2 separate regions of the Homo sapiens genome follow, and region 1 is linked to region 2. A link is an interaction called in ENCODE POLR2A ChIA-PET data of the cell type or tissue named here. Cell type or tissue: PC-9. All regions are shown on one strand. Each heading gives the region's core, and the rest is flanking DNA. Links, peaks and the distances in the headings are about the cores only.

Evidence for each region. Peaks named below come from ENCODE experiments on the same cell type or tissue, not always from the same donor. Only the 100,000 strongest peaks of a DNase experiment are listed, where the experiment ranks them.
Region 1: POLR2A ChIA-PET joins it to region 2 with 5 read pairs; 2 of 35 experiments call an interaction of 5 or more read pairs at or near these places.

The regions. Positions count from the first base shown.
Region 1 is chr9:72,151,746-72,156,652 of GRCh38, reverse strand. The region is part of intron 1 of GDA (guanine deaminase); the gene reads right to left. Among named protein-coding and RNA genes, the nearest start is that of GDA, 4.8 kb to the right of the region's middle. In PC-9, for the core only: no CTCF peak of the experiment used is centred there; a DNase peak (open chromatin) is centred at 1,832; H3K4me3 peaks cover 198 bases; H3K27ac peaks cover 1,079 bases.
Region 2 is chr9:73,122,277-73,127,183 of GRCh38, reverse strand. No RefSeq gene overlaps it. Among named protein-coding and RNA genes, the nearest start is that of ANXA1, 27 kb to the left of the region's middle. In PC-9, for the core only: no CTCF peak of the experiment used is centred there; no DNase peak of the experiment used is centred there.

The DNA of each region.
Region 1 (4,907 bases), core at 316-4,315, 970 kb after region 2:
GAAAAAGAGGTCATGACTGCTGAGTGGGTAACCAACAGTGTTTGCCATGAGCATTCTGAACAAGCAATCAGCCTTCTAGAAAATGGGAATTTGCAAGATGATCTTGTAATAATTGGGAGTGAAAGCATCTTTCTGATGAAAGCCAAGCTCCTATTCAGCAGCCTCAGAAGGAAGGGATTAGCCCAGTTTCCTTTCTCAGGACCAACAGCATATTTTGAGTTGCTGAGCTTGGCAGGAAGTGGAGGAAAGGATGATACACAATCACTAGGATTTGTGATTTAGACTGAGAGAACTTCTGGTAAAGTAGCCTCAGGTGAGAAAGAACTCTTCCTCCTCCCAGCAGTCTTCAGAACTGAAGAACATTGGGTCACTCTTTTCACCAGGGCTATATAATCCTCTTTTGCATGTTCCAGTCCTAAAAGGTCCAATTCAGCTACTACTTCCTTCAAGAAGCTTTTCCTATCACTGGTCAACTTGTGCCCCACTGTACTATTTACACACATTTACATACATTTTGCGATCACTCTTGATGCACTTACCTTCCAACCTTACATATGTAAGCTATCATCAAATCCAGTCAACTTGATCTAAATAGCTACTGATTCTATCCACCTCTCCATCTGCATTACTGACAATAACCGCTGAAGTCTAATGGACATGTACTACATGCCAGGCATTATTCTATATATTTTACACTTACTAATCCATTTTATCCTTTCAACAACCCTATTAGGTAGACCATAGTAATTATTTTATGCATAAAGAAATTTGGAGATACAAATGGTAAGGAACTTGATCAAATTCACATAGGTAATAAGTGATAGAGGTACTCTTAGGAGTTCATATCTCAGTTGATAACTACACTGCCTCTCTCATCTAAACCACATTCCATTTTACCTAAATACTGCAACAGGCTCCTATCTGACCTCCTTGCCTGCACTCAACTTCTCTTCAATGCATTTATCCTGAAGTTAGACCTTTATAACCACAAAATATAATCATGACACAATCCCACCATCCCCGATGCCCTCCATAACATAGCCCTGCCTACCTGTCCTGCCTTATCCTGTGTTAGCCTTCTCCTCAACCTTTGGACTCTGACTACCTTGACTGTTTCATTCCTTCCTACCCCAGGACCTTTGCACAGGCAGTCACAGGCAGTTCTCTCAACCTAGAAGGCTCTTCTTTACTTCCAATGCTGTCCACCTTACCTATTGGTATGGTTTGGATGTGCCTCCATCCAAATCTCATCTTGAATTGTACTCCCCTAATTCCCACATGTTGTGGGAGGAACCCAGTGGGCGATAACTTGAATCATGGGGGCAGTTTCCCCCATACTGTTCTCATGGTAGTGAATAAGTCTCACGAGATCTGATGGGTTTATCAGGAGTTTCCGCTTTTTCATCTTCCTCATTCTCTCTTGCTGCCGCCATGTAAGAAGTGTCTTTCACCTCCTGCCATGATTCTGAGGCTCCCCAGTCATGTGGAACTGTAAGTCCAATTAAACCTCTTTTTCTTCCCAGTCTCAGGTTGTTTTTGTCACCAATGTGAAAATTGACTAATATACCTACTTAACTTCTCATTGTTCACATCGCAAGTTTGATGTCACTTCACGCTAGGGAAAGCCTTCCCCTAACTAGTTCAAGTTCTGATAGGTCATGGCAGATTCTGTTAATTTATTACTAGATCATCAGTTTCAAGAGGGCAGGGCAGTATTTGCATACTTTGTTCATCAATTTATCTCCGGTGAAAACCCCAGTGTTTGGCTCAGGAATGAGTCACTTTTATTACAGCTACAAGTCTTAGCTCCCGTGCCAAAGTGCAGATTCTTTGAGGTCCAGGACTGTGCCCTAGAGAAGCAGTCAGCGACAGTAAAGAGAACATGGCCTTTGCCCCATACTAATTCAAAATCCAGCTACACCACCACCGTATCTGAATGCATGACTTCTCAAGTCTCAACTTCCTCATCTGTTAGTGGAAATAATGACATTGTCAAGTCTAAAAGAGATACTAAAGATAGCTTGCTAGTGAATCTAGCACCAAATGCTTCTTGATCTTTCTTCCAGGGTGCATCTTTGGGTCCCAGGGGATCAATGACATAAGCAGTGAGAATAAAAAGCTAAGGTTCTGTGACCACCCCATACAGTTCATCACAGGCCGTGGCTTCCTTCTCTACCACTTGGCATGTCACCATGTGAAAACATGCAAAATATCACAGTGAGCAAGAGGTTAAGGATTTGCTAGGAGGCAAAGGGAATAGAATGAACATGGTACATGTTAAGTATCCACTAAGTGCCAGGCATTTTCATACATTATCTCATTTAATAAATAGCAAAAGGAAATCTGACTCTACAAATGAGGAAACGGAGGCTCAGGCAGGTTAGGTCTCACCTGTGGTCTCAGCACAGGTAAGTGGTAGAGACTCTGACCTGAACCCAAGTCTCTATTCCTCCATTGGACTTGCTCCTGCCACCCCAGGACACAACCTCAAAATGAATCTCTTCCTCACTCTTGTTTCTGGGTAAGTGTGCATTAAAAGGCCCAAGGCATGTTTATGCATCTTTACTGTCAACCTGACCCTGATGTATGTGGGAAGAATCAGGCAACTTAGTAATATTTGAGCATGCATTACCTCAAGATTAAATATTTGCAAATGAATTAAACATGTTAGAGTCTATATTTTTTTTTTATTATACTTTAAGTTTTAGGGTACATGTGCACAATGTGCAGGTTAGTTACATATGTATACATGTGCCATGCTGGTGTGCTGCACCCATTAACTCGTCATTTAGCATTAGGTATATCTCCTAATGCTATCCCTCCCCCCTCCCCCCACCCCACAACAGTCCCCAGAGTATGATGTTCCCCTTCCTGTGTCCATGTGTTCTCATTGTTCAATTTCCATCTATGAGTGAGAACATGCAGTGTTTGGTTTTTTGTCCTTGCGACAGTTTCCAATTTCATCCATGTCCCTACAAAGGACATGAACTCATCATTTTTTATGGCTGCATAGTATTCCATGGTGTATATGTGCCACATTTTCTTAATCCAGTCTATCATTGATGGACATTTGGGTTGGTTCCAAGTCTTTGCTATTGTGAATAGTGCCACAATAAACATACGTGTGCATGTGTCTTTATAGCAGCATGATTTATAGTCCTTTGGGTATATACCCAGTAATGGGATGGCTGGGTCAAATGGTATTTCTAGTTCTAGATCCCTGAGGAATCGCCACACTGACTTCCACAATGGTTGAACTAGTTTACAGTCCCACCAACAGTGTAAAAGTATTCCTATTTCTCCCCATCAAGCTACCAATGACTTTCTTCACAGAATTGGAAAAAACTACTTTAAAGTTCATATGGAACCAAAAAAGAGCCCGCATCACCAAGTCAATCCTAAGCCAAAAGAACAAAGCTGGAGGCATCACGCTACCTGACTTCAAACTATACTACAAGGCTACAGTAACCAAAACAGCATGGTACTGGTACCAAAACAGAGATATACATCAATGGAACAGAACAGAGCCCTCAGAAATAATGCCGCCTATCTACAACTATCTGATCTTTGACAAACCTGAGAAAAACAAGCAATGGGGAAAGGATTCCCTATTTAATAAATGGTGCTAGGAAAACTGGCTAGCCATATGTAGAAAGCTGAAACTGGATCCCTTCCTTACACCTTATGCAAAAATTAATTCAAGATGGATTAAAGACTTAAACGTTAGACCTAAAACCATAAAAACCCTAGAAGAAAACCTAGGCATTACCATTCAGGACATAGGCATGGGCAAGGACTTCATGTCTAAAACACCAAAAGCCATGGCAACAAAAGCCAAAATTGACAAATGGGATCTAATTAAACTAAAGAGCTTCTGCACAGCAAAAGAAACTACCATCAGAGTGAACAGGCAACCTACAAAATGGGAGAAAATTTTCACAACCTACTCATCTGACAAAGGGCTAATATCAAGAATCCACAATGAACTCAAACAAATTTACAAGAAAAAAACAAACAACCCCATCAAAAAGTGGGCAAAGGATATGAACAGACACTTCTCAAAAGAAGACATTTATGTAGCCAAAAGACACATGAAAAAATGCTCATCATCACTGGCCATCAGAGAAATGCAAATCAAAACCACAATGAGATATCAGCTCACACCAGTTAGAATGGCAATCATTAGAGTCTATATTCTTAAAAGCTACATGCTACTTGAGCAGAAAGTATAACTCTGTATTTTGCTTTATACCAAAAAGTTGGCTAGATAATTTCTTTTAATTAACCTGCTTTTGAATGAGCTTTAATTTAATGTATTAAGAGCAGTTAGTCATTGGCATTCTCTGGGCCTAAACGAAGTTATACAAAATAAGGAATAAAGTTTAAAAGCGAGACCAGAAGGACAGAGTAAGCTTTGTGCCCTCTCGCTGAGATTCTACCCCAGATCTAAACTTGCAATGGAGAAATAAGCTCCTGATACTTCACACAGCTTGTCCCATCACAGAAACTATGTGTTACAGTTATTCAAAATGTAATCCACCCGCTGCTATAATCCACCCGCTACCTGCGTCTGAATCTCCTGGGATGCTTGTTGGAATGCCACTTTCTGGGGCCTACCCCAGGTCTATAGATTCAGAGTCTCTGAGGATGATGCCCAGAAATCAGCATATTATCAAGCACCCCTAGATATTTCTGATTCATTGCAAGGTTTGAGCTCCTAAAAATTTAGGAGTAAAAATTTACAGATCATTGGCCGGCGCGGTGGCTCACGCCTGTAATCCCAGCACTTTGGGAGGCCGAGGCAGGGGGATCACGAGGTCAGGAGATCAAGACCATCCTGTTAACACATTGAAACCCCAACTCTACTTAAAATACAAAAAAATCAGTGGGGCGTGGTGGCGCCTGTA
Region 2 (4,907 bases), core at 659-4,658:
AGACTGGGTTTCATCATGTTGGCCAGGCTGGTCTCGAACTCCTGACCTCGTGATCCACCTGCCTTGACCTCCCAAAGTGCTGGGATTACAGGCGTGAGCCACTGTATCCGGCCTGTTTGTATGGTTGTTATCTTTACCTGGGATTATAATTTTACATATTCATTGCCTGCAAAAGATATTTACTATGAATCTTTAACTCCAAAATTAATATACCTAACATCTTTCTTATTATCTAAAAAAATTACAAGAATGATGATCCAGCTTTCAAACTTTTAAGAACAAAACATAGAGATGCAGTTCTTAATAGAAAGAGATACAAAATGGTAAATGTGGTATAGTATTTTTTATTCAAATTAGGAATATTTTATATAAATATATACAAAAATTAGGTGATTATATTTTTATTCTGTCAAATATAAGAATTGATGTGAAATCATTTAGTACTATTTTTAATAATAGAAATTGAAAATGTTGCATGTTACTTTATAAGTGACATGAGAAATTAATGTAAAAGGGGCTTTGGGTTATCTTCAAGAATGAATTTATGTGGGGACATTGTTTATACCCATACAATAGAAAATATCCCAAACACAATTCAACTTTTAATAGAATAATCTTCAACACCTTTCCGGAGCTAAAATAAACTTTTAAATAAATATTGCATGGACATTATATTTTGTATGGGAAACTATTTTTATGTTAGTTTCACAAATGCTTTATTCACAACCAGTGTGAATTAACTTTTAAATCTACAAATTAAAACATCAAAATCTCATGTTATAATACAATAAAGAGACAATTTTATTCCCAGGAAACAAAACTGAGTTAGTATTTAAATCCTAGAAACTAAATATAGACAAAAATATTAACTTTCCAATTCAGCCAATCTCCAATTAACACATATAGGAAAAAGAGTGGGGGGAAGCGGAGGGAGAGCATTAGGACAAATATCTAATGCATGCAGGGCTTAAAAACTAGATGATGGGTTGATAGGTGCAGCAAACCACCATGGCATACGTATACCTATGTAACGAACCTGCACGTTCAGCACATGTATCCTAGAAATTAAAGTAAAATTTTTTTAAAAATCTTAAAACACAATAACTTCATGCTTACAGAACATAGGCTTATTGTGAGGAAAAAAACCCAAAAGTCCATAACTGTTACAAAGTTGGACAAGGTGTGAACTGAAAAGGCAAACATTTGGTGAGCACACAAATCAGCATATATTCTAATATTGTAATATTATCTCATTTAAACCTGTTCTTACTCATGTGTGTGTCATCCTAGTTTTCTCTGACTTACAGCACCTCACCCTTATTCCTCATCCATCCAAGTCTCTGAGTGTCTCCAGAGAAGCTGCAGTATTCAGTGGCTGAGAATAGTGATTCAGAGGTCATACTACTTGCCTTCATTTATCTATGCAACCATATTGATTTAGCCAGGAAATGTTTTAGGTACTGAAAATATAGGAGTGAAAAACAGTCCATACACAGTTAATCCTTGAACAGCATGGGTTTGAACTGCATACGGCCACTTAATACATTAATTTTTTTTCAGTAAAAGTTACATCAAGTGTGCCTGCCTCTCCTGCCTCCCCTTCTACCTGTCTACCTCTTTCTCTGCCACCCCTGAGACAGCAACACTAACCCTTCTTGTTCCTTCTCCTCCTTAGTCTACTCAACCTAAGGATGAGAAGGATGAAGGCCTTTATGATGCTGCACTTCCATTGAGAAGAAATATGTCTTCTCTTCCTTATGATTTTCTTAATAACATTTTTTCTAGCTTACTTTATTGTAAAAATTCAGTATATATACATATAACATACAAACATGTGTCAATCAACAGTTTATGTTATTGGAAAGGCTTCCAGTTAACAGCAGGCTATTTAGCAGTTAGGTTTTTGGAGAGTTAAAAGTTCTACTCAGATTTCTGACTATACAAAGGGTTGGCACTCCGAACCCACATGCTGTTCAAGGGTCAACTGTACCTGTCTTCATTAAGGTGGTTTTTTTATGGTGTAATATACATAAATAAATTGAAAGATCCATAAATAAGTAAATAATTATCTTAAATTTCTGAATCTTTTACTTACTGTACAACCTTGAGTATGCTATTTAGCTAACTAATCTTCAGAATATTTTTTAACCTGTAAAATTGAGATGCTAATATTGAATACAGTTAAGTATATAATATGAATATATATTTGTGAGTGTGTGTGTGTGTGTGTGTGTGTGTATATATATATATAGTCTTTATCCATTTTATGTTGCTGTAATAGAATACCCACAAACCAGGTAATTTATAATGAACAGAATTTGTTTGGTTCATAGTTCTGGAGGCTGGAAAGTCAAGAGCAAGGTGCCAGGATCTGGTGAGGGCTCTCATGCTGCATCATCCCATGGTGGAAGGCGGAAGTGCAAGAGAGCATGAGAGCAAGCAAGAGAGAACCAAACTGGCTTTTATAAATTCCCACTGTTGCAATAATGAGCCCACTCCTGCAATAACGACATTAATTCATTCATGGGGTGGAGCCATCCTGACTTAATCACCTCATAACAGTTCTACCTCTTAATACTGTCACAATGGCAATTAAATGGCAACATGAGTTTCAGAAGAGGCATTCAAATCATTGCCATACACACACACATACACACACACACACTATATATATATATACGTATATATACATATATGTGTGTATATATACGTATATATACATATATGTGTGTATATATACGCATATATACATATATGTGTGTATATATACGCATATATACATATGTGTGTATATATACGCATATATACATATGTGTGTGTATATACGCATATATACATATGTGTGTGTATATACGCATATATACATATGTGTGTGTATATACGCATATATACATATGTGTGTGTGTATATACGTATATATACATATGTGTGTGTATATACGTATATATACATATGTGTGTATATATACGTATATATACATATATGTGTGTATATACGTATATATACGTATATATACATATATGTGTGTATATGTATATATACGTATATATACATATATGTGTGTATATGTATATATACGTATATATACATATATGTGTGTATATGTATATACATATATGTGTGTATATGTATACACATATATGTGTGTATATATATGTATATACACATATGTGTGTGTATATATATGTATATACACATATGTGTGTGTATATATATGTATATACACATATGTGTGTGTATATATGTGTATATACACATATATAGTGTGTATATATGTGTATATACACATGTGTGTGTATATATATGTGTATATACACATATATAGTGTGTATATATGTGTATATACACATATATATGTATGTATATATGTGTATATACACATATATGTGTGTATATATGTGTATATATACATATATATGTGTGTATATATACATATATATGTGTGTATATATATTCTTTCTTGAGATTAAAAATTAGCTTTTATTGAAAAGTAATAATAAATAACAATCAGACTGAGCCAGGAGCCTTAGATAGATATAAATCAAACTTATAAAACTAAACACATACTTCACTCAGGTTTTGTCCTACAAATTGCCTTGGTTGCCATGATGAAATAGAAATAAAATTAGAACATTTCTTGTCCTTTATCATAAATTAAAGATTCTTTCTCCATCTTTTTTGACCTCCAATGTAAAAAGATAATAAAGACTCTCTGATGCACCAAATCATGTTGCCAAAGAGGCCATTATTTTGTATTAACTCTAAAACCTAGAAATCATTGTTTTTTTTAAAAAAGTATTGAAATCTTAATAGTCTGCTGTATGAAATAATGTTAGTTCATATAGTTTACCATTTATTAACGGCAGCTTATGAATAAGTTCAGAGTTCTTTTTTTCTTTTATCTTATTTGATCTTCCAACTAATCTGTAGCCTCTTGTATGAGGGAAAGCAGTTCACACAGGAGCAGCTCATCTTATGAAAGTGTAAAAGGCAGTCTTTGGCTGTTTCCTGACTGTAAACAAAATGCAAAGCTTTATTTCTTTCATATTACCTCATAAGCTTGTTCTGTAGTTAAAATGAGATAATCCATACAGAATTCTCTGCACAGTGCCTAGCATAGAGTAAATGCTCAATAAATGCTGATAACTGATCCCTCTCTATCTCATCTCTCCCTCTATTCTCACTGAGCTTATCATCATTTAGAATATCACTGCTTTTGCTTTGTTATATTTGCAATAGCCTTCTGTTAGGGTTTCCCTTCTCTAATGTTACCTTTCCCCTCTTCCCTATAATTATGTGTTGTCACCAGATTAAATTGTCCTCATGAATAATTCTGAATTATCCAGGTTTCTGATCAAATACCTTTAATGAGTTCACACCGTAATTATTGAAGAATACCACTGTCTAGATGCACTGTCCCTTTCTAATTCAGTTCCTTCTGTTATGCTTTGTAATAACTATTGTATTCCAGATAAAACAACTTGTTCGTTGTTCTTTTAAGTGTCTCAAAATTTATATTCTATGAGAAATGCCCCCACTTACTATTTCACCCCCAACAGAAACAGATGGACACACCAGTCCTCCAAATGTCTTCTTGTAATCTCCTACCTGAAAAGATTTTTTTCTCTTTTCTTATCTTTATTATTACTTTTCTCATAGCCCTTTCTATGTAAAAGGACTTTTTACATCCTAGTTTCTAGCATTGTTCCATGTGTACATGGTGTATTTCTCTTAGGAGAGTCTACTGTCCTGGAAGGAAAAATCTGTATCTGATTCGTATTTTTATTCCTAAAGTGTCCACATTAAATCAATATTTGTTGACTAAATGCAGGAATTAATTTTTCAAATTCTTCAGAAACATTAGAAGTTTCAACACCAAATACAAAAATAAATTACTACAAAACTGT